Regions from separate parts of the Homo sapiens genome. Here regions 2, 3, 4, 5, 6 and 7 are each linked to region 1. Evidence: chromatin contacts called from ENCODE Hi-C or POLR2A ChIA-PET data. All regions are on one chromosome and are shown on one strand. Each heading gives the region's core, a stretch centred on a gene start or an enhancer-like site at or near the end of the contact. The rest is flanking DNA. Distances are from core to core; before and after follow the strand shown. Region 1 holds the start of SEC11C (SEC11 homolog C, signal peptidase complex subunit). Region 2 holds the start of KDSR-DT (KDSR divergent transcript). Region 3 holds the start of SERPINB8 (serpin family B member 8). Region 4 overlaps TCF4 (transcription factor 4). Region 5 holds the start of VPS4B (vacuolar protein sorting 4 homolog B). Region 6 holds the start of POLI (DNA polymerase iota). Region 7 holds the start of PHLPP1 (PH domain and leucine rich repeat protein phosphatase 1).

Region 1 (3,232 bases), core at 516-3,015:
CAGCCTCAATCTCTTTTCTTCTTTCACGCCCTATATTTATTCTTTCAAAAAATCCTGAAGACTCTTTCTTCAAAATGTATCCAGATTCTGAACCTTTAGTGCTGCCACCTTAGTTCCAGCAATTATTAGTGGCAGGGTTAACTATCACCATATCTTCCTATGTACTAAGCACTGTGTCTTGCACTTATAATTTTATACATCTGATATTTGGAAGAATTTTACACAGACTAGCTTCTGGATCTGTACATTTCAAACCTTGTTTTTCCTCTCCATCCACTTATTTCCAAGGTCAAGTGCTGCAGAACACTTTCATATCAGATGCCACTTCCAGTGGGACTTCCTGCCACGGTGCCAGGTGAGTTGGCCCAGTGGATGGCAGTATTCCCAGAAGCCATTTTTTACACGAGGATGGCAGGAAAGACCATGAACCACATAAATAAATTCACTAAACTCAAACCAAATGTATCTCCAACTCGTTTCCTCCTTAGCTGGATCCCCAAAATTCTCCTTGTCCCTCCAACAGGAGGGGAAATGTAATGGAGGTGAAGTTGGAATGCAAAGAAACAGAACTCTTAACCAATAGCAATTGCAATATCTTGCTTTTGAAAGTTTTACACATTCTATGGTTAAGTTTCTCCCACACCTTGGAAAAACACCTTTGCAATTGAAGGGTCCCAGAACTTACCTTTCATTAGCTTCATGGTAAGTCAGCTTCTGGTATATTTTAAATTGCAACCTGATCCTTTCCCCCAGACCTCCCCATTCAACTTATCTGCTTTTCCTGTTGTCATAGCACCTCCATCCTTTAGGTACCGTATAAATTATCCATTATGTCTGCCTTCGGTAGAATATAAGCTTCATGAGGGCAAGAATCTTTGCTTGTTTTGTTAACTGATGTTTCTCAAGTGCCTAGAACAAGGCCAGGTGCATGGTAGGTGCTCCATAAAGATTTGTGGATAAATAAATACAATAAAGAATGCATAATGCATACACGAGTGAGTGAATGAACCAAAGGTAATCTAGGATCAGAACTGTGATGATCTAGGACTTCTAAATTTAAAACTTTGAGTTATATTCCACTCATTTCCACTTAACCTTGGCCATGTCAATGAACCTTTCTGGGCCTTTGCTTTCTCGTGTATGAAATTAGGTGGTTATGTATTCATTTAATTAATATCTATTGCAACCCAATTATGGTCAAGGCATTCAAAGATACTTCCTTGCATACAAGTGGTACCACTCAAAATGCAGAATTCAGCGGCCTCAAAAGTCCCGCCTCTTCCAAGCCCCGCCCACCGCAGTCCATCTTTAGGCCCCGCCCCAATTCGGCTCAGCCCGCCCCAGCGTAGAGGCACCACCTTTCCTCGCTGCAGTCATCCAATAGCCAAGATACACGGCTAGGTGATTTGCGAGCGGGAGTTAGGTGTCCTCTTGGCGCCTGACCAGAGTCGGGAAATTCAGCTCCTCTTGAGTAGTCCCTTCCCCGAGTTGCCCCCCGAGGTATGCGGGGTCACTCGCTGCTCGATGTTCCCTCCGAAGGGTCGGACAAGGCTCCGGAGCCCTGTAGCTGCCCTCCCTAGGAGCCCCGGGTCTTCACTGGCCGAGGTGCCCACCCCGCAGCATTCTGGGAGTGGTAGTTTTCTTCCTTCAGGTTCATTCCTGGCTGGCCAGTGCCCAAGACTGGCGAGACTACGATTCCCAGACGCCCAAGCGAGTCGCCGGTCACGTGGCCGCAAGGACGCTGGGCCGGTGGGCGGGGGCCGGCAGGTGCTCCGCAGCCGTCTGTGCCACCCAGAGCCGGCGGGCCGCTAGGTCCCCGGAGACCCTGCTATGGTGCGTGCGGGCGCCGTGGGGGCTCATCTCCCCGCGTCCGGCTTGGATATCTTCGGGGACCTGAAGAAGATGAACAAGCGCCAGGTGACGGAGGAGGGTGGTGAGCGCGCCGTGGCCGGGACCGCCTGTGCTAGCGGGGAGTCGGGGCTTCCCAGTCAGGGCTCCGGCTCCCAGTGAATGCGGCCGGGCGGCCACCCGAAGCTCCCGCGCTGGGCTCTCAGGCCCTGGGTTCTACGCCTACGTGTGGGCATGGGTGTGCACTTCCTTGCCCTGACAAGAGCACAATTAGGGGAGGGTGCAGGAAAGGGGAGAATAGAAACCCCGTGCCATGGAATGTCAAATGTGGTTGAGAATGCCACAGCCACGCTTGTGGGAGAGATGACTCGGTGAACGACAGCTCTCTGAGCGTATTTGAAGGGCCACCCGGTGAAGAGGGAACCGATTTCTCTGTGGGGCTTCAGAGGCCTGACTGCCGGCAGGTGGAAGAGGCAGAAAGGCAGGCGAGAGGGAAGAACTTTCCTACAACGGGAGCTGTCCAGCGATGCCTCCCAAAGCAGTTTCTTCCCAGCCTGGGCAGTTGTTTTTCCCCTGACCGTGGGTCGGGACTAAATAATGCTCCTTGTGCCTAGAGAGCTCACAAGCTGTGCGCAATCATTGTGGACTCAACCAGTGTTCCCAGCGAGATTCCAGAAGCCTTCTCTAACTTCTGAGATGGCTGCACTCTGAATATAGGAGGCAGTGTAGGGTCTTTGGGCAGCTGGGGTGGTTGAATTCCCTCTCCTTTGTGAGAGGACCTCAGAGGAAAACGTTCCTCTTGCTCTCTTTTTAGCCACTTATTGGCCATCATCACTGTCTTTGGGGCCTTATCTCTTCACTATAAGGTTAAGAGTGAGTAGGGATTGGAAAGGAAGCCCTCTCAGTCAGGAAAAATACGACTATGTAGGCTTCTAGGTAGAGAATTTGGGGGACCTGTAGGACCTGAATATCACGGTGGATACTAATGCCACTATTGCTACTAATAAATTGTGCTAAGAAAAATGGGACCTTCCAACCAGGGAGTTTTGATTGTCTTTGAAAATGGTATTAATCCTCATTATTTTGATGGCATCCAGTTTCATTTGCTCCATCATGTTGAGATGTGGGGTGGTGCCCATGGGAGGTCACAGCTTACTCCTTTAGGCATACGTGTTTTTCCCCTCTCACTCTCCTCCCCCTTCCCCAAGTAGAATTTCAGACTAGTGCAGTAGTGTGGGAAAGTTTGATAATTTCTATTTCATCAACCGTGTTTAGGATGTGGTAGTGTCTAGGTGTGCAAAGCTGATGACTCCTGTTTCTGGAAGATGAGTTGTAGTAGAGATTATCACCAGCTTAAAAAAGTAACTGCTAATGTCCTGAGCAT
Region 2 (3,180 bases), core at 675-3,174, 4.2 Mb after region 1:
CTTTTCACTCTTCTTATGACATTAAAAAAGAAGACAGATGGTGACACCATGTGAACTATTCATGTCATTCTCACATTACTTAGAGTGTGAAATAATAATCCTGCGTATTAAAGCGGGATGGTAAAAATAAATTCTTCTTGGTCCACCTGAACAGACACAGCATTTATTATCTCACCTATGACCTGCCGCGGGATGGGGCTGGAAGGACTGGAGTCAAGGCTCAGTGAAACTGTCTTACAAATAAGGAATTCCAATTTTCATTCTGCGTTTAGCTTTAGTTTTTGCAAAGTTATGCTCTATAAACTCAAGCTCTGAAAGGATCCAAGGTTTAAAGCCACGCTTTTGAGGCAGCAGTTCTCTTGCGGATGTAAAACTTTCAGAATTTAGAGTGTCAAGTTTTGCCTTTCTCTTATTTATTTTTTGTAATGAATCCACACTCTTTCCCCATTAGGAACAGGAGGTGTTGGAAAAAGCTAATAGCTTTACAAAGGAGAAATTAAACAGATACATTTTCTCATTCACAAACCCTTGTACAGATTTAAAGCATACTAAGAAAAACGACCATCTTATTTTATACCAGCTCAGCGGGGAGGCTCGGATCTCCGGTGCAGAGATAGGACAGGAAGAGGTGTGCGGCCAATTTTGTAACCAACCCTCCTTACTCCTAACTCCTCGCCTCACTGTGCCTCGGGTTTGGGAGATCCAAACGAGAATGCTCGTGAGAAAGCCACTGCAAACGGGAAAGTGCTGGGCGCAGGCAAGGAGGCATTCTCTCTGTTTAAGAAAGGTGCCACATTTGCAGAACAGGGATCGCTGAATATGCGAGCTTCCGCCAAGAAATAAATCACACCTATCCACCTCTCCTTCATTCCTCGCACACAAGCCTTGTCGTTTAGCTCATCCTTCCCACTAGAAAACAGCAAAGGATTGCATTGGAGCAGCAATCAGCAGATGCCACGCTGAGCTCAGAGACAAGCAGTGTAGACGGGACAGGCGTCCCAATACCGCTAAGCCACCACCGCCAGCCCGCTGGGTTCTGAGCAGTTTCCCCAGGTGAGTCACTTCCTGGAATCCTCTGGCAGCGGCTCTTCCCGTCACTCGCACAGGCCATCTTCCAGTTCCGAGCTGCCTCGGCGGGTCCCGGCGGCTGGGACCCCACTTCCCCGCTGTCTGCCCCCGCCCGGGGCCGCGCGCCGCACCCTGCACACCACCGACCGCTGTGTCCTTGGCAAAGTTTCTCAGCCTCTCTGTGCCTCAGTTGACTCATCGGAAAAACTGAGGACAAAACATCCACATCCCAGGGATGTTGCATGGATTCACGAGCAGCCACAGAACCCCTGGGGCCCCGGGAACCCTGCGGCCGGCGGGGTCCCCCGTCGCACGCTCTCCGGCCCTAGGAGGAGCCCGAGGCTGCGGAGGGCGGGTCCGCGAGGCCGGGTGCCGGGGCCGGGGGAAAAGCGCCGGGGTGGACGGCGGCAGGTGACCTTCCCCATTTGGCCATGCCTTCCTGGGGACCGCGGCCTGGAAAAAGGGACGTAGGCTACGCGGCCTCGGCGGCGGAAAGGCCGCGCGGGCCGGTAAGTCGGGGGGCAGCAACAGGAGGCCACTCACCACCACATGCGCCCCGGGCAGGGCGAGGGGCTTGGGGCTGATGAGCGGAGACACCATGTACAGCAGCAGCACGAAGGCCACGAGGAAGGCGGCAGCCAGCAGCAGCATCGCTCCGCGGGGCCAGGGGCCCGGAGCGGCCGGGCGGGGGCCGCCGGGCAAGGCGCGCAGGGCTGGGCTGCGGCGAGGCGAGAATCACGCGCGGCGGGCGGGCGCCTGGAGTGTTTGGGTTTGCGGGCCGGGGCGGGCCGCGGCGGAGGGGAAGAGGAGGAGCCGGCGCGCGCGCCACCCAGGCGGGGCGGTGCTTCCAGGGGGCGAGTAGGCCGCCACCGCCACCGCCACCGCCACCACTGCCAGAATCGCCTCTCGGGGGTCGCCGGGTGTCTCCCACTCCCCCGGCCTCGGGACGGGGCCCGCAGTCCGCAGCCTCTCCCGTGGAAACCGGGCCTCCCGTCCCTGTGCGTCGCGAGCGGGCTCCGGACAGCGCCAGATGCGAGCGCGCCGGGAAGGGCTGCGAAGACTCGCTCTTCGGGAGCTCGAATGGCTTCTTAGGACCCCGCAGGGCGGGTTTCCAGGCCTGCCACGGCCTCCAGTGTGGGCGTGACGAGCGCTCCTCCCTGGAGTTCAGCCCTCGGCTTGGGACTGCCCGCTGGGTTGCTCGGAGGCCCCGGAGCATCGGAAAGGGCGGCTGGAGGCTCCCGGAGCGGGCTCAGCCTGGGAGCCCAGCGACTACGCTCTGAAATCCCGGGCTCCATTCCATATTTTTTGGCGTTTTTAGAAGATGGTCACGGCCCACTTTCGCTTTTCAGAGGACCGGAAAGCCTTAACAGGGAGTTTTGAGGAATCACTAAGGTAATTCAATTTCATTGAGTTCAGAGTTCATCTTTACCAAGCAGGTTCAAAACAAATAAATAACGCAAACAACTCAGCTTTATTAAGGTCTCATTCACGTACTATACCATACAATTCCCGATTTAACGTGCGTAATAGGCCGGGCGAGGTAGCTCGCGCCTGTAATCCCCGACCTTTGGGAGGCTGAGGCGGGCGGATCTCTTCAGGTCTGGAGTTCGAGACCAGCCTGGCCATGATGGTGAAACCCCCGTCTCTACTAAAAATACAAAAAATCACCCGGGCATGGTGGCGTATGCTTGTAATCCCAGCTACCCTGGAGGCTGAGGCAGGAGAATCGCTTGAACCCGGGAGGCAGAGATTGCGGTGAGATCGCGCCACTGCACTCCAGCCTGGGTGACAGATCAAGACTCCGTCTCAAAAATAAATAAATAAATAAAGCTTATAATAAATTGTCTTTAATATAGTCACAGTTGTAGACCCATCACTACCATAAATTTTAGAACATTTTTGTCACAACCCCCCAAAATCCTATACTCATTGGCAGTCACGACCCATTTCCTCCCAAGCCCCGCCCAAGCCTAAGCAATCCCTCATGTTTCTGTCTCTATAATCTTGCCTATTCGGGATATTTCACATAAATGGAATCATATAATATGTAGCCTTTTTCATCCTATCTTTCACTTACTGTAATGTTTTCAAGGTTCATCCATGATATGAAGT
Region 3 (3,140 bases), core at 451-2,950, 4.8 Mb after region 1:
CCTTCACGACATGGCCCTGTGGACACATCAGACGTTGTCTTGCAGTGCCTCATCCACACTATCTGTACCACTGCAGGCCTGGATACGTCATGGTTTTCATGGTGCTATCTTGTGCCTCTTTGCACCTGCACGCACTGTGTTTCCTACATGGGATATCTGTGTTTACAACCAAACTCCCAGGGGCCAAATTATATCCTTTGTAAAGGACTTCAAACCACCAGGCATTTGCTGGAAGTTTCACGGAGGAAAACAAGCATTTTTCATCTTTTAATCTGTTTTGCTGGTCAAAGAGGAAAAGGAGTGGATGGACAAAGTGGGGCCCAAAGTCTGGATCTAGTTCTGACCAACAAGGAGAAATTGATGCACAATGGGGAAGTGACCTTGGCATTTTCAACTGGCAGAGCCGGTAAGTTTGGGCACAGTTCAAATGTGAGTCTGTAGCCACTAGAGAGAGGGGTTTCAAAGTCATGGAGAAAAGATGGGGGTGAATCCTGCACCAAGACTTATTGAGGAGAGTTCTTGGGAACAGTTACTTTTAGGATTCCACAGGGAAATCACTGAGCGAGTTTTACAAAATACTGCTGCTGGGTTCCCTCCTCCAAGAGATCTTTACTTAATTGGTTTGGGGTGCAGAGTGGGAATGTGCATCTTTAAAAGCAGAATTCCCAAACTGGAGAGCTCTGTGAGAGCTTCCTGCAGGAGACATTATTTGAACTGAATTTTGAAAGACAAGCTTGCATGCCAGGAACCCCATGTATATGAACAGAGGATATGAAGGAATGTAAATAATTTGCTATGGCTCTAAAGAAAAGAAGGGAGAAATCAAGACGTGAAGAGGCTTACACTCCTTGCTCAATAGTTTCTAATTTATCTTTTTGGATAAGAGGATGTTATAAAGGATTTTAAACTGAGGTATAAAATAATTAGAATTGGAATGTTTACCTGAACTTCAGAGTAGGCAATAGGTTGGCATGGATCAGAACTGTAGGTAGGAAAATTAATTGTTTAGGAGAGACATGAGACATGATAGAGGTGACAGAGTATGGACAGGAGGAACACAAAAGTGATAGAAGTAACAGGACTGTTGATCATTTAGTTAAAAGAACTGCGGAGGGACACACCCAGGTTTCTGAGAGATGTCCAGTAGTACACAGGTAACATCTACGGCTCGAGACAGGTTAGAGATTTTGAAGAAATAAGTTAAAAGTTGAAACATGAACCTATGGATATAGTGGAGGTCATACAAGAAGATCATATTATAATGAAAAGAAGAGGGCTTAGAATGGTAGGAAAGGAATCAGGATACCAAGCAAAGGAGTCAGGAAAGAAGGGAAGGGTGCTCTGGAAATCCTGGGAAGGTCAAAGAAGAAAGGGCTAAATGTCGCCAACAAACAAAATGAAATAAGACCTGGGATGTATTTTTTGGCCAAGGCAATTAGAAAATGATTAGTATCCTTATCAGGAGCAATTTCAGAGAATGTTTGGGTGGACGTCTAACTACAGTGGAGTCAAACGTGAATCAACGGTGAAAAAAGGACAATAGCCAATGTGTACACTTTTTATAAAAACCACCCTCCAAGGACCAGGCACTGGCCCTCTCTCCGGTGCCCACAGACATCCACACAGGCCCAAAGAATCAGGGATTGCACAAGCCAGAGCAATCGAACGGTTCTGAGTCATCTGCCGGAAGCCTTGCCCTCAATCAAGGCGGACGTGAAGCATCTACAAAGGAGGAATAGTCAAAGCAGCAGCGGCGGCGGCGGCGGCGGCAGCAGCAGCAGCAGCAGGAGGTGGGGGCCTCTGCCAGGTACCGGGCGGGGCAGGCACGGAGGTGCCCAGGTTCCCGCGGAGGCCACCTCTTCCCTGGAGTGCGTGAGAGAGGGGAAGGGAGGAAGGCCAGAGCAGGAATCAGAGCGAGGCAAAGGCGGGCAGGAACTAGGAGAATGACGGCGGGAGGCGGCCGGGAAAGAGAGTCGCGGGGCTGTGGGGGTCGCCCTGGCACCAGCCGGGGTCCCAAGCCCCACCGCGAGACCCGGCGAAGGCCGAGGGCCGGGTCCCGAGAACAGGTGCGCCCAGACCCGCCCTGAATAGGAAGCTGCCCCTGGAGAGGGAGCGTCTGTTTCTAGGCTTGCGATTTGCTGCGCTGTGATTTGCTGCCGGATGGGAGCGGGGGGTGACGCGAGCAGTGAGTTTGGAAGCGCCGGAAGCTTGGGCGGGAGCCCCGGGAGGGCGAGTGGGAGGAGCCGCCGCTGCGGAGGAGGCTCCGGGAGTGCGGGTGGCGGGGCCTGGAATTTCCGTGGCGCCTGGGGCAGATCGGGGAGGCGCCGAGTCCCTGCTCCCCTGGCGCCCAAGCTTGCCCCTGTGCTTACAGCCTATTGGTTGCACCTTCTCCTTCCCTTCCTGTCCCCCCCCTCCGTTCTTTCCACCCCTGCCTTCATCTTTCTGTATCTTTCATATTCTCTTCTTCATTGTCTGCTTCCTCTCAAATGGGATGGGGTTGGGGGTGCTTCTTCACCTACGCCCCTCTCTGTTGCAGCCACCGGCGTTACTTTAACCAATTCCTCACTTTCCAGACACTCTCAGTCCTCTGGCTGCTGCTTCACTCCTGAGACCTCTCCATTCCAAAGGGCCTCACCCAGGGCTGCTCTCCGGGCCCCTCCCGCTTCCCTGCCTCGGGCTCTGCGTAGACCGCGCCCTCTTCCCTGGGTCCACTCGCAGGGGCAGACTCGTCTCCCCAGTTCTCCCAGCACACCCTGATGGCTGGGTCTCAGTCTCCGTTTCGCGCGCGCGCTCTCCCCTCGCCCTCCTCTGTCTCTTCCTTTTACTACCTCCAGATATTGGAAATTCCACAGAAATAGGTGGATTTCTTCCCTTGTGCCTCCACTAGATGTTCTGTGTAGTTTCATCCATTCTCATGGAACCTCTCGGAATCGGGATGCTGATGGCTCCAGGTCTCTGGCTCTAGACAGTCTACTCATCCCCGTCCCTAACTGTTTACAAACATCCTTGGCTGTCTTTGTTACAGGTTCACCTGGTATGGTGTGTTCCACGCATCTCAAATGGAACAAGTCATATTCCCCATTCCAGCCTGACTCCTCATTTAAAATTCCAGTGGTTCACGACCCACCCTGAGTATGAAT
Region 4 (3,090 bases), core at 344-2,843, 3.8 Mb before region 1:
TTTTGCTCTCCAGCAGGAGTCACTCCTAACAAAAAATTTAATTCATAAGCTAAATTAAGGCTGATGTTTAGTTAGTAGATGCATATATATGGAATGTTATAAAAAATTGTAATAAATGGTGATAGCTTAGACCCAACAAAGGATCCATGTGTCATATTCAACTTAAAACTGCAATGACAAAAATCCCTAATAGGTATGAGTACAACTTCATAAAAGATCTAATTACTAACAGGAGGACGCAGACAGACAGACACACACACACAGAATTTATTCTGATGACAATAACTTGAGACAGCCTTGCAATTTAATAATGAACACCAACAAACCTCTTACGTGTATATTCCCATATTTCTTTGTATTGAAATCTTAAGACTATGAAATAACTGTTTTCTTATTAAGCAATTAAGATTTTTACTTTTTCAATTGGGATCCTAATTATTTTAAATTTTTTTTCAATATACACACGTATCTGGAGAAAATATTTATCTCAGATAAACACACTTATCGGATAAGTAGAAAATATACTTATCTGAAGTAAATCCATATTACACCAAGAAGTCAGATAAAGCACAAATCATCTCAATCTTTTTAGTGGCATGAACTTATTTTCTTGGCATCATTTAGATATTCTCAGGTAAAATACTTTTAACTATTTACATGGTTCAAATATGGACACATTTAGTTTGGAAGATGCTTTTATCACAGAAAAGTATCAAAATATCAGCGTAAACTGTGAAATCTAATTTTATTTGTGTCTTTTTTAGTGACTTCCTATGTTATCTTGAATTGGTTATTTTTATATGGCCTGGGTTCATATGTAGACATTCAAATGGTTTATCACATGATCAAATATTTATTTTCTGAGTGACTGGTCAGATAGCTTGTATTCATATTGATTATAAAGTAATTCACATTGATTACTAAGGTAAGCAATGGGTTGTTTTTTAACTAGATTTTTGATCCATAAGTAAATATTTGACTTCTACCTTTCTGTGGCACTATTTCCCTTTAGAAGAAAGAAGAGACTTCTCATTTTGCTTTATGTGGCATTATAAAAACTCACACAGACATATATGGTTTGGAGAGACAGCAGCATGCAAAATAGATGCAAAAACCAGATTCTCAAATTTCAGTATACAGTGAAATCTGATCAGATTCATTTCCCCACTTTTCCACATATTTTCATGTCTGAGGTAAAGAATTCAATGAGTATGCCATTATCTACATGAACATAACATCTTCTAGGAAATTCAACAAACCAGAGATACAAAATGGCATCACCCTGCAAACAAGGTAAAATGTAGCTAATAGCATTATGTGATATGGCAAAGTGTAATACCAAGTAGCAAGACCAGAATATATAGATTTTTAGGTTTAATTACACTGGAACCTACACATTTGACTCAAAGTGAAATTCACTTCTTCCTTCCTCAATTTTTTGCAAAGTAACTGCAAAAGTCATAAATTTACTACTAAATCTCTCAAATATTAAATGAAATTAGGCAAACATAGTGCAATTGACACATCTGAAGACTAGATGTGATTTTTATTTAAGGAGAAAAGACTTCATTATGCCTCTTATTTTTCCCCAGGCCGTCAATCTTTTTCCCTTGGGATAAGTGGAATGTTCTTAAAAAAAAAAAAATAACAAACCCTTATCCTAACCCAGTGTAATCCATAGCCAGTCTCCAAGTTTGATACAAAAACAAACCATTTCTATTTTGGTACAATGAGGAAGCATCACACTGGACAATGTAAAAACAGAGATGGAGGAAGTTGACTCAGATTGCTGCACTTCCTAGATGAAGCTGGTTAGCGAGCTTACCACAATCACCTGAGTCAAATGAAATTCGAGGACAATTGTTTTTTTCCCTCAAAATGGTACACGTGTAAATGAATTCCCAAAAAGTTAGAGGGGAAATCCTGGTTATGTTTATTTGTCTGGATGAAGGATGATAGTTGAGAAACTTTTAACAAAAAATGGATGGATGAAGCTGACTGGAATCTCAGCACAGGATGTTCTCAATTTTAAAAAATTTGTGAATAAATATCAGGCTTCCCAATGCATTGCTCGATAATCAGAGGGGAAATGTGATTATTACAATGAAAATGGTTTTCATTCTAAATGAACTAATTATCTAGGGTTTATTAACCCTCTTTGGGGGTGAAGATTCTAGCAATTTCCTGAGGTTTCTAACTGTTGATTACCTTTGTTCTTTCACATCATGGAGCAATAGGACAACTTGCTAGGCAGAGAACAAACAATTGTCAAATACTTTAAATGGCCACCTCTGACAAACGGAATGAAAAGAGTAGGTATAAAGGAAAAACAAAACATAAATTTTAAAATGCAAGTGAATGACCATACAGTGAGAGCATCCAACGTACATCCATCACTGAAGTGCCTTTTCAAGTTCGTGTTTAGCAGATCTAAGTTCCCTCAAGGCCAATCGATAGCCTAAAGCTTAAGCAGGTCATTGGTCCATTCCTAATCTAAATATGGTGTTCTTTAACTCAAAATAAACTTGAATTTTAACGACTGAGTTTTCAAAATAAGCACTCTCTTCATTCTGTTAATCAAAAGCACTTATATACCCACCCCACACATAAACACAGACACGACCAGGAAGGAACAGGTGAGACAAGTTTTGCATCATCTTCTATTAAAAGACAACAACTTAGAGTAAATCCCACGAGTAATCTAAAAGACTTTTTTTAAAGAGATAATGTGCAATTTTAAAAAATTCTGGGTTTTCATTAAATAACAGTGAAAGAAATTCATAAACTTTTATTGAGCATAAACAGTACTAAAATAAGAATGATTTGGGAAAAAAATTGATATTGATAAATTTTGGCTTTTAACATTAACCCAGCTGAATCAGGTATGGGTGATGAGTGAGAAAAAGTACTGTGGCAGTATTGGTCTTATTTCCTTCATTTATGGTTGGGCCAAAAATTGATGTAAAAGTCATCAACTAGCTTTACTGACAGCAATGCCAAAGGCCAAATTATGGTGCTTACCAACCAAAGACATGAAAATTGTCTCTATTTGTTTGACAGGGGTATTTGTTTTCAACAATGTCAGCACTT
Region 5 (3,237 bases), core at 134-2,633, 4.3 Mb after region 1:
ACTTGACTTATTCCACAAAATGAGTCATTGTTGCAATTATACAATTATAATATTTTGTGAAAGATAACAATTATTTTAATAATCTTCTAGGTCGATTTTCAAGATGAAAGTCCCAAGCAAGCCTCCTTTCCCACTCTTTTTGTGTATGTGTGTGTGAAATTTTAATCTCTGTTTAAGTGGGTCTACTTTGAGTGGTCTTTCTTCAGAATCAATTATCATGGGTTAAGGAGTTCTTCCATTACCTTTGATGCCTCTGTCAGGCACTCCAATAACTGCTTGTTCAACAAACTACCGGAAGTCCACGACGGGGACTCAATACAAGTATTTTAGGCTACTCTTTTGTGCCTTATTGACTTACTGGACTGGGAGTCCTCTACATTAAGCCACATTACATTCTAAACGCCACTGAAGCCCTAGATCCATTCTGGGGATGGGAGACACCATTACATTAAGAAATTTCTTTTCTGAACGAATTCCATTCCACAGAGGACTAACGATTAAGCCTAAAATCTTAAGATTCCATGATTTGTGTACAAAACACTGTGCTCATTGCGGTAGAGGAGGGGAAGTGGAGCCACACAGAGGTTTAAGAATACTCCTCGATCTTACACACTACCATCTGGGAGCCACAGGAGTGTGCACATAAATTCAATGACTTCACGGAGATTGCATGCAGGCTGGCTGTAATCTCAGATTCTTGGTCTGTTCCCATATCTCTACTCACCTGACAGCTCAGAATGAAGGGGTCTGCTGTCAGCTTGAGAAACTAAGACCGAACTATGACCACCCTATCTTCAACTGGTCCAGAATAGGGCTTTGCAAAAATTACGTTCTTTCTTTCTCCGTTAACCCTGATTGGAGAAACCTGCCCAGATCTTGGCTGGTTTGGAAGCGGGAAGTGTCAACAAAAGTGAAGAGTCTCACAAAGCCAGTAGCTCGGGAGACCCCAAGAGCGGGCCAGAAACGACCTTTCCGTTGGAAAACGGGCCCCTCTCCCACCTGCTGCAGGTCCCCGGACCCGCCCTCCTGCGCCTCGACCACAGGCGCGGCCGCTTCCTCCCTTCTCCCCGCCCCCCACCCGCTTCTCGCGCCTCCCCTCGATCCCAGCTCCCTAGGGGGACGGGAGATGAGCAATGATACCTGGAGGTTGGGCGAAGTGGATGACATGGCGGAGTTCCCAGGCGGTTCCCAAGGGAACGAGGGGCGAGGAGAGCCAACAGCAGCAACGTCGAAGCGCGCACGGGGTAACAGCCCTCAAACTGGGGAGGCCGGTGGTTCTCGGACCGCGAAGGGCAGCCTCCCTTCCGGAACTTGTTTTAGACAACACTCTCTCCACCAGAGCTCCGACCCTCCCCACCAAACTTCCGCAATCCCGAGGCCCTCTAGGTTCTGGTCCCGCCTCTGCTCCGGGCACTTCCGATTTCGTCATCAGCACGCGCACCCAGTCACCAGACTCCCTTCTCTAGCCACAGCGCAGGCCCTCCCTGGGCCGGGAGAAGTAGCCTGGAAGCCAATCGAGCCCTGGCGGAAGTCGGGCTCGGCGCAGGCGCACTGAGACTCTGGCCTAGGCGCGGGCGGCAGCCTGGCAGACCTAGGAGAGCGCAAGCGCGGAAGCACAGAGCCGGGTTTTGTTGTTTGTTTGTTCCCCACCCCCGGGGACGTCTTTTACTTTGAGATGAATTATTGGCCCCGGCTCCCTTCCCTCCTCATCCACATGCTTTGTTGCCTCGTAGCTTTTGAGTGAAAAAGTCGTCCATTTCCAAGACCCGCCGACTGGGGGCTTTGGGCCTGTGACTGCGCCTTCACTCCGTGTCCTCTGTGGAATGGGGGCGATCACCGTCCTCGTCTCGGTGGTGAATAATTCAGGAGGGAGTGCGCGGTGAGGCGGCCGCACAGCGGTGCGCTAGCAGTCAGGCCGCGGGCGGGTCGGCGCTCGTTCCCGCTTGTTCTTCCCACGCCACTCGGCATCTTCCAAATGACTGTTGTGTTGGGAAGATGAATGTAAATAAGGCGTGGACGGCCGCTGTCCTCGAGTATGTGGTCTGAGAGGGAAGCACTTGTCCTGTAAAATGGGCATATCAGATATTATTTATGCCAGTTATGTTTACAAGCAAATGGCTTGAGGAGGTTGAATGCGTCAGGGATTAGAGGCAGAACCAAAGTAAAACCCTTTCTCAGCCTTCCTATGGTTTGCAGCCACCACCACCCTTTTCTTCTTTTCATAGTTAACATTCTCAAAGGAAAGCAACATAGATGTTTAATCACTCCATCATTTTTTTCTCACTCATTTCTTAATTTTTTCTCATCTGGCATCTCCGAAAGAATTAAAGTCCTCTCCTCTTCCCTCTTCATTGGTATTGTCAACTACCCAGTTCTTGTTTGTCCAGCTTCCCAATATTCCTTATCTGCTTCCTTCACTGTCTCCCTTTCTTACTCCTCCCTGAGCTTAAGCTGAATTTACTCAAGAGTCTGATGTCCTCTTCTCTCTTCACCTCTGCTCATCTAACTCTCTTCTTGAGCTTCAGCTATCAATAGACTAGAAATTGCTTCAAATCTGGATCTCTAGACCCACCCCATCCCCAGCCCAGCATTTACAACAGCCTCCCAGAGGTTTCCTTCACAGGGTTTTTCTGCAAGACAAATTCAACATACTCTAATTAATTACCTTCTACCCTAAACTTCTTTCTCTGGTCTCTCCTTAGAATAGTATTGCCAAATCTGTATCATCCAGGCTCGAAGCACAGAGCCCTCTCTCTGCCCTGCATCTACCCGTCCTTTCTTCCCACTTGTGAATTTGCCTTCGCAAAATGATGACTGAGACAGTGAAAGAGATCTAACTTAACCAACTCCATCTTACTTTTAACCTCCAAGCTGTCCTTGTACATTCCTGAGCATAGGCTGAACTAACTGTGGGAGAAACTGAGTTTATAATTTAAGCAAAGATGGGCCGGGCGTGGTGACTCACGCCTGTAATCCCAGCACTTTGGGAGGCCGAGGTGGGTGGATCACTTGAGGTCAGGAGTTCGAGACCAGCCTGGCCAACATGGTGAAACTCCATCTCTACTAAAAATACAAAAATTAGGCCGGGTGTGGTGAGTCACGCCTGTAATCCCAGCACTTTGGGAGGCCAAGGCGGGCGATCACCTGAGGTCAGCAGTTCAAGACCCGCCTGGCCAACATGGTGAAACCCTGTCTCTACTAAAAATACAAAAATTAGCTGGGCATGGTGGTGCGTTC
Region 6 (3,373 bases), core at 721-3,220, 4.9 Mb before region 1:
TAAAATGAAAAACCACCAAACAACTATCTAGACTTATCAAACAGCTTTCACAAAGATAGCAGCCTAGCTCTCTGAACAGGTAATTTATAACCTAGATAGCAGACTTTGAAAGAACTGGTCCAGACATCTAAGAATTAAATATGCAAAGAGGAAGATTTTGTTTCCAAACCACTGAGACCCAGCTCTGCTTGTTATTCCCTTTTCTTCATGGATGCATCAACATATCCTTTAAAGCAGGGGTCCCCAGTCCCCAGGCCATGGACCAGAACCAGTCCCTGGCCTGTTAAGAACCATGCCGCATAGCAGGAGGTGAGTAGCGGGCCCGGGAGTGCAGCTTCATCTGTATTCACAGCCACTCTCCACTACTGGCATGACTGCCTGAGCACTGCTTCTTGTCAGATCAGCAGCGGCATTAGATTCTCACAGGAGCCTGAACGCTACTGTGAACTCGCATGCGAGGGATCTAGGTTGCATGCTTCTTATGAGAATCTAATGCCTGATGATCTATCACTATCTCCCATCACCCCAGATGGGACAGTCTAGTTGCAGGAAAACACGCTCAGGGCTCCCACTGATTCTACCTCATTATCTATTAAAATGTAATAATAATAGAAATAAAGTGCACAACAAATGTAACGCACTTGGATCATCCCAAAACCATCCCCCTCCCTTCTGTCTGTGGAAAAATTGTCTTCCATGAAACCAGCCCCTGGTGCCAAAAAGGTTGGGAATGGCTGCTTTAAAGGGTTTCTCAAGGTTCTAATATTTTATTTGATAAGAAGTAGAATCATATAAAAAACCAAACATATGTGTTAATTTGGGTATTTATACAGATATAGTGTATATACATACATACAGGCATGGAGGAATTTCCAAATTTCCTCTATTGTAAAACATACACATACACACACCAACACACACATGCACACATGGTATCCTAATAGAAGGCAAGGAGAATAGACATTTACTGAGCACTTCCTATGTGCCACATGTTTTATATACATTAGGATATTACAGTATATGGTAGCTTTTATCCATTCATTCAATCTCAATACTTTTTTTTTTTTTTAAGAGTAGAGCAACTGAGGCTCACAGCAGTTATGTAACCTGCCCAAAGTCACACAGCATGATGGAGGGTCTGGATTGGAGATTTTGTCTGACTACAACACTCATGTATCAAATCCTATTCAGTTTTGATGTTAAAAATTCTGTGGTTGAATTCGTCACAGTGTCTTTAAATAAAACAACAACAAACAAAACACAGCAAACCTTAACATAGTTGCTAATCATATGAGTTTACAAGGCCACCTGTGTCTTTACTATCAGTTACACTCCTTCCCACCCCATCACATTAATCACTCAGGTCTAGGGATTTGCAAGTTTGCTAACAGCCGAATGGAACAAAGACAAAACGCTAAAATTTGTGATGTGGGCCTAACTCCAAAGCCTTCAAGAAAAAAAAAAAAAGGCCAGGCGCAGTGGCTCATGCCTGTGATCTCAACACTTTGGGAGGCCTAGGAGGGTGGATCACCTGAGGACAGGAGTTCGAAACCAGCCTGACCAACATGGTGAAACCTCGTCTCTACTAAATACAAAAAAATTAGCTGGGCGTGATGGCGCATGCCTGTTAATCCCAGCTACTTGGGAGGCTGAGGCAGGAGAATCGCTTGAATCCGGGAGGCAGAGGTTGCAGTGAGCCGGTATTGCGTCACTGTTGCCCACTCCAGCCTGAGCAACAAGAACGAAACTCCGTCTCAAAAAAAAAAAAAATAGCCATTTGTGCTTTCAATCTCTCCGCTTCCGGCCTCCACCCGGCGGGAAAAAACTCCCGCACGTGGGCCTCCACGATTCCTTGGCATGCGTGTCACTCTGGGCAACAGGCTGGTCGGCCACGACTGCGCAGGCGAGAGGCACAGAGCGACTGGAGACTGTAGTCCCCCGGTTTCCCTGGAGACCAGGCGGAAGCGGCCGGAAGTAGCGCTGCGGTTGGCAGCGGCGGGATGGAGAAGCTGGGGGTGGAGCCGGAGGAGGAAGGCGGCGGCGACGACGACGAGGAAGACGCCGAGGCCTGGGCCATGGAACTGGCGGACGTGGGGGCGGCAGCCAGCTCGCAGGGTGCGCCGCAGCCAGAGGAGCCAGCGGCCTCCTTGGGTGTAAATGAGAAGGGTGGGGCAGGCGGACGCTCGGGGCGGCGGCCACTGGGGCGCGACCGTCCCCGCCCCACTCGGCTCCTCTAAGAGAGGGCTGCCTCCCTCTGCCTTGTGTTACGCGGCGGGTACCTCTAGAGGAATGGCTTCACCCAGCAGGAGTAGGGTGGGGCGCGTCCACACTACAAATACGTGTCGAGGGTTTATCTGCGCCGTCCTTTCCTCTGTGAGGGGCGAGGTGGGGCGGGAATCCCTCAGCCAGCCCGACGAAAACTGCAGAGGCTTCTGGGCCTTTTAACTTTGGAGAAGTTGAGGACCTTGTCGCTCATTTGGCAGAAGGTGGGACCCGGATCTCAGTCCTGGCAGGAAGGGATGGCTCAGAACCTAGGCGGAGTCAGGTCCGCTGTGGTCACGTCTCCGGTGACCCACTTCCAGCTCTGGTCTTTACCTTGTACCGCCCACCTCAGGGCCTGGATGTAAAGGCACCGGTTCTCATTTCCTGCTGGTTTTGTTTCATTCATTAATTTAGAGACAAGGTCTCCCTGCAGCCTCGAACCCCTGGGCTCAAGTGATCCTCCGCCCCAGCCTCTCCGTCCCGAGTAGCTGGGACAGCAGGCACGTGCCACCACACCTGGCTGATTTTCAGATTTTTTTAGATCAGGTGTAGCTGTGTTGTCCAGGCTGGTCTCAAACTCCAGCCACAAGCGATCCTTCCACCTCAGCTTCGAAAAGTATTGGGATTACAGTAGTTAGCCATCGTGCCTGGCCTTTTAAATTTTGGAACTTTAGGTTTACCTGAAAGTTGCAGAGCTAGATCCCCCTAGTGTTAACATAAACTCAGTACATTTGTCAAAACTAGGAAATTAACATTGGTATAATACTATTAATTGAACTACACGCTTTATTAATATTCTACCAGTTTTTCTGCTAACGTTCATTTTCTGTTCCAGGATCCCAACCAGAATATTGTATTGTATTTTGCCTGTCTTGTTTTTAGCCAGTGTTGAGAGAAGGAGTCGCCTCTGTCATTCCCTCCCCGACAAATAATGACCTAACAACTTTTTAAAATCAAAGAACTATTCAGTCTTTCAATTTAGTGAATATTTATTGGTGGTCTGTTATGTCCTAGACACTGTTTTAGGCACTGGCGATTTAGCATTAAACCAGATAATCCTGCTGCCATGGGAGCTAAAAATAGCCCACACTTGTACCCACTGGTTGTCTTT
Region 7 (3,016 bases), core at 116-2,615, 3.6 Mb after region 1:
CGACAGACCCACTCTGTGGCCAAAAAAAAAAAAAAAAAAAAGAAAAAAAGAAAAAAGAAAGAAAAAAAGAAAAGAAAAATCCCGAATTACAAAGCAATTGGGGGAATGGTAATTCAATTAAAAAGGTGTACAACATTCTTTTAAATAGTAAACTGCCCAATGATTACAACATTGATTCAACTGACGAAAAATACAACTTTTCAGACCACGACTAAACATTGTGGCAGTAGAAACTATTTTTTTTTTCCCTGAATGATGAAAGAAAAAAACCAGAGAAGACGTTAAGACAGAACACGTGGAAAAAGCCCATCTCATACTCCATTCTAATGTTTCTTCTACTTACCAGTGCTTTCTGTGTCATTAAACTACTTCAGACTTCAAGAGCAATGGGAAACAATGAAACCTCAGTCCTTTGCTATTTTCCTTTTCAGGTACAGGAGAGGGAGAGGACAGACTTAGGGTTGTGCCTTCGAACAAGCACATTCAACGACAGCCTCAGTTAGAATTCCCAGACGCTGCCTGTCTTCCTGGGTCTTGAAAAAGTGGGGAAAAAGTGAGGTTGGCCCACTCAGACTGCCAGTGATGCTGTGGTGTGACGGGTGTGTATCTCTATCTCATACAATGGGCGCAGGTGAGGACCAGGACCTGCGACCTTCGTACGTTTACAGTCCCTGAAAGCCCTCACCTTTAATTAGTAGGGAAAATAAAAGTCATCTGGCAAGCTGGAGTGCGGGTAAAATACAAGTTAATGAACATGAGCATTCGTGTTCATTAAGAACTCTGGCACAGAGTTCAACGGCAGAGGGCACAATACTCACTGGCCACGGCCAGCTGCTGGCGGCCAGGAGAAGCAGAACCAAAGGACCGCTGGGACTTGTAGTCCACCATGTTTCCCTCGGGATTGCCGATCCCCTTACGAGAACCACAACTCCCAAGGTTTACCGCGCGCGTCGGTCTTCACTGCCCTCTCCGAGGCCGGCTCAGGAACCTCCCGGGAAACTGCCCCCCACCCCGCCCTCGTACGCACGCGTCACGTTTGTTTACCCTGAAGCTCCGCCTCCGGCCATCCCCTGGCTCTCCCCACTCCTCCCTGGAATGCCGTCATGCCGGCGATGAATATTTATGAGGCACACGCGGCCCTCCCGCCCTGCCAGCCTCCCGCCTTCCCGCTCCCGGCGCATGATTAATATTCAATGAGCCCAGATCCGCGGCTGGTTCGCCGGGTTGAGGCGGGGGTAGCGGGCGGGGCCGGCGCTGGGGAGCCCGCGACCCGGGCGGGGAGGGCGTGTGTCGGGGGGGCGGTGGCGGCGAGGCGGGCGCGCGGGATGGAACACTGAGACACCGACGGAATGCTCCGAATCGCCACATAATCCCCTGGAACGGCCGCGCACAACGCCATTGGCTTCTCCCTTCTCCGCGCGCCGCCGCCGTCTCCCACCTCCGCCTCATCGCCTCCCTCTCCGCCCGCTGCCTCCGGAGCTGGGGGGGAAACGCGAAGCCCCACTGCAATGGAGCCCGCCGCCGCGGCCACGGTACAGCGACTCCCCGAGCTCGGCAGGGAGGACCGAGCTTCGGCTCCGGCGGCCGCCGCTGCGGCAGCAGCAGCAGCAGCGGCGGCCGCGGCGGCTCTGGCGGCGGCGGCCGGGGGCGGCCGGAGTCCGGAGCCCGCGCTGACCCCGGCGGCCCCGAGCGGCGGGAACGGCAGCGGCAGCGGGGCGCGGGAAGAGGCCCCAGGCGAGGCGCCGCCGGGGCCGCTGCCGGGCAGAGCGGGGGGTGCCGGGCGCAGGAGGCGGCGCGGGGCGCCCCAGCCCATTGCCGGCGGGGCTGCCCCCGTACCCGGGGCCGGCGGCGGCGCCAACTCCCTCCTGCTGAGGAGAGGGCGGCTGAAGAGGAATCTGTCCGCGGCCGCCGCGGCCGCCTCCTCGTCGTCGTCGTCCTCGGCCGCTGCTGCCTCGCACTCCCCCGGCGCTGCCGGCCTCCCCGCCTCCTGCTCGGCCTCGGCGTCGCTGTGCACCCGGAGCCTGGACAGGAAGACGCTGCTTCTGAAGCACCGGCAGACGCTGCAGCTGCAGCCGTCGGACCGGGACTGGGTGAGGCACCAGCTCCAGCGCGGCTGCGTGCACGTCTTCGACCGCCACATGGCCTCGACCTACCTGCGCCCGGTGCTCTGCACACTGGACACCACGGCCGGCGAGGTGGCCGCCCGCCTGCTGCAGCTGGGCCACAAAGGCGGCGGCGTGGTGAAGGTGCTGGGCCAGGGGCCCGGAGCCGCCGCCGCCCGGGAGCCCGCTGAACCGCCCCCCGAGGCCGGCCCCCGGCTGGCGCCCCCGGAGCCGCGGGACTCGGAGGTACCGCCCGCGAGGAGCGCGCCGGGTGCCTTCGGGGGGCCTCCGCGCGCGCCCCCCGCCGACCTACCCCTGCCCGTCGGCGGCCCGGGCGGGTGGTCGCGCCGCGCCAGCCCAGCGCCCTCGGACTCCAGCCCCGGCGAGCCGTTCGTTGGGGGCCCTGTCTCTTCGCCCCGCGCCCCACGGCCTGTGGTCTCCGACACCGAGAGCTTCAGTCTGAGTCCCAGCGCCGAGAGCGTGTCTGACCGGTTGGACCCCTACAGCAGCGGCGGCGGCTCCTCGTCGTCGTCGGAAGAGCTCGAGGCCGACGCAGCCTCGGCCCCGACGGGGGTCCCGGGCCAGCCCCGCCGTCCCGGCCACCCCGCGCAGCCCCTCCCGCTTCCCCAGACGGCTTCCTCGCCTCAGCCGCAGCAGAAAGCCCCGAGGGCCATTGACAGCCCGGGCGGGGCCGTCCGCGAGGGGTCGTGCGAGGAGAAGGCAGCGGCAGCCGTGGCCCCGGGAGGCCTCCAGTCTACCCCCGGGAGGAGCGGGGTGACCGCGGAGAAGGCGCCTCCGCCGCCCCCGCCGCCCACCCTGTACGTGCAGCTCCACGGAGAGACCACCCGGCGCTTGGAGGCGGAGGAGAAGCCATTGCAGATCCAAAATGACTACCTCTTCCAACTGGGATTTGG

The links. A loop is a pair of places that touch in the nucleus more often than their neighbours do. ChIA-PET counts read pairs that join two places held with the same protein, here RNA polymerase II (POLR2A). Pooled maps may share reads with other maps.
Region 2: a loop to region 1 is called in a map of naive thymus-derived CD4-positive, alpha-beta T cell, with 36 times the contacts of the local background. The contact joins the promoter of KDSR-DT here to the promoter of SEC11C in region 1. A Hi-C loop is called at or near these places in 1 of 168 maps with a recorded cell type or tissue (naive thymus-derived CD4-positive, alpha-beta T cell) and 7 of 50 pooled maps. POLR2A ChIA-PET finds 5 or more read pairs at or near these places in 1 of 52 experiments (activated CD4-positive, alpha-beta T cell).
Region 3: a pooled map shows a loop between it and region 1 (31-fold over the local background). The contact joins the promoter of SERPINB8 here to the promoter of SEC11C in region 1. A Hi-C loop is called at or near these places in 9 of 50 pooled maps.
Region 4: a map with no recorded cell type shows a loop between it and region 1 (5-fold over the local background). The contact joins the enhancer-like site here to the promoter of SEC11C in region 1. A Hi-C loop is called at or near these places in 2 of 37 single-sample maps with no recorded cell type and 3 of 50 pooled maps.
Region 5: a map of CD8-positive, alpha-beta T cell shows a loop between it and region 1 (31-fold over the local background). The contact joins the promoter of VPS4B here to the promoter of SEC11C in region 1. A Hi-C loop is called at or near these places in 2 of 168 maps with a recorded cell type or tissue (CD4-positive, alpha-beta T cell and CD8-positive, alpha-beta T cell) and 9 of 50 pooled maps.
Region 6: a loop to region 1 is called in a pooled map, with 17 times the contacts of the local background. The contact joins the promoter of POLI here to the promoter of SEC11C in region 1. A Hi-C loop is called at or near these places in 2 of 37 single-sample maps with no recorded cell type and 8 of 50 pooled maps. POLR2A ChIA-PET finds 5 or more read pairs at or near these places in 1 of 52 experiments (activated CD4-positive, alpha-beta T cell).
Region 7: a map of CD4-positive, alpha-beta memory T cell shows a loop between it and region 1 (32-fold over the local background). The contact joins the promoter of PHLPP1 here to the promoter of SEC11C in region 1. A Hi-C loop is called at or near these places in 2 of 168 maps with a recorded cell type or tissue (CD4-positive, alpha-beta memory T cell and naive thymus-derived CD4-positive, alpha-beta T cell) and 8 of 50 pooled maps.

Annotation. Positions count from the first base shown.
Region 1 is chr18:59,138,119-59,141,350 of GRCh38, forward strand. SEC11C (SEC11 homolog C, signal peptidase complex subunit) reads left to right here and starts at 1,766. Exons shown (of 6, transcript NM_033280.4): 1 at 1,766-1,917. The coding sequence starts at 1,831. RefSeq lists silencers at 1,196-1,245, 1,666-1,805 and enhancers at 1,356-1,445, 1,526-1,625.
Region 2 is chr18:63,365,400-63,368,579 of GRCh38, forward strand. KDSR-DT (KDSR divergent transcript) reads left to right here and starts at 1,925. Exons shown (of 2, transcript NR_186602.1): 1 at 1,925-2,460. It overlaps KDSR (3-ketodihydrosphingosine reductase), which reads right to left and starts at 1,807. Exons shown (of 10, transcript NM_002035.4): 1 at 1,612-1,807. The coding sequence starts at 1,719. LOC124904317 (a long non-coding RNA gene) reads right to left here and starts at 1,601. Exons shown (of 2, transcript XR_007066400.1): 1 at 851-1,601. RefSeq lists enhancers at 897-1,191, 1,231-2,178 and silencers at 1,040-1,089, 1,440-1,499, 1,570-2,019, 2,130-2,179.
Region 3 is chr18:63,968,381-63,971,520 of GRCh38, forward strand. It overlaps SERPINB8 (serpin family B member 8), which reads left to right and starts at 1,701. Exons shown (of 7, transcript NM_002640.4): 1 at 1,701-1,790. It overlaps LOC105372165 (a long non-coding RNA gene), which reads right to left and starts at 2,124. Exons shown (of 3, transcript XR_935576.3): 1 at 943-2,124. It also overlaps a transcript of HMSD not described here. RefSeq lists enhancers at 1,533-1,582, 1,613-1,782, 2,075-2,369 and silencers at 1,843-2,042, 2,053-2,112, 2,183-2,402.
Region 4 is chr18:55,326,750-55,329,839 of GRCh38, forward strand. The region is part of intron 8 of TCF4 (transcription factor 4); the gene reads right to left. Among named protein-coding and RNA genes, the nearest start is that of TCF4-AS1, 120 kb to the right of the region's middle. Within about 2 kb of position 1,594, at least 3 of the 41 ENCODE cell types and tissues checked have a DNase peak (open chromatin) inside an H3K27ac peak, as active enhancers do.
Region 5 is chr18:63,421,093-63,424,329 of GRCh38, forward strand. It overlaps VPS4B (vacuolar protein sorting 4 homolog B), which reads right to left and starts at 1,384. Exons shown (of 11, transcript NM_004869.4): 1 at 1,141-1,384. The coding sequence starts at 1,167. RefSeq lists an enhancer at 1,252-1,551.
Region 6 is chr18:54,267,547-54,270,919 of GRCh38, forward strand. It overlaps POLI (DNA polymerase iota), which reads left to right and starts at 1,971. Exons shown (of 10, transcript NM_007195.3): 1 at 1,971-2,115. The coding sequence starts at 2,001. It overlaps LOC124904307 (a long non-coding RNA gene), which reads right to left and starts at 2,359. Exons shown (of 2, transcript XR_007066379.1): 1 at 2,280-2,359. RefSeq lists enhancers at 1,333-1,482, 1,743-1,872, 2,403-2,452 and a silencer at 2,083-2,332.
Region 7 is chr18:62,714,176-62,717,191 of GRCh38, forward strand. It overlaps PHLPP1 (PH domain and leucine rich repeat protein phosphatase 1), which reads left to right and starts at 1,366. Exons shown (of 17, transcript NM_194449.4): 1 at 1,366-3,016. The coding sequence starts at 1,509. RefSeq lists enhancers at 570-629, 720-829, 1,787-2,749 and silencers at 1,100-1,389, 1,740-1,969, 2,180-2,319, 2,630-2,729, 2,830-2,949.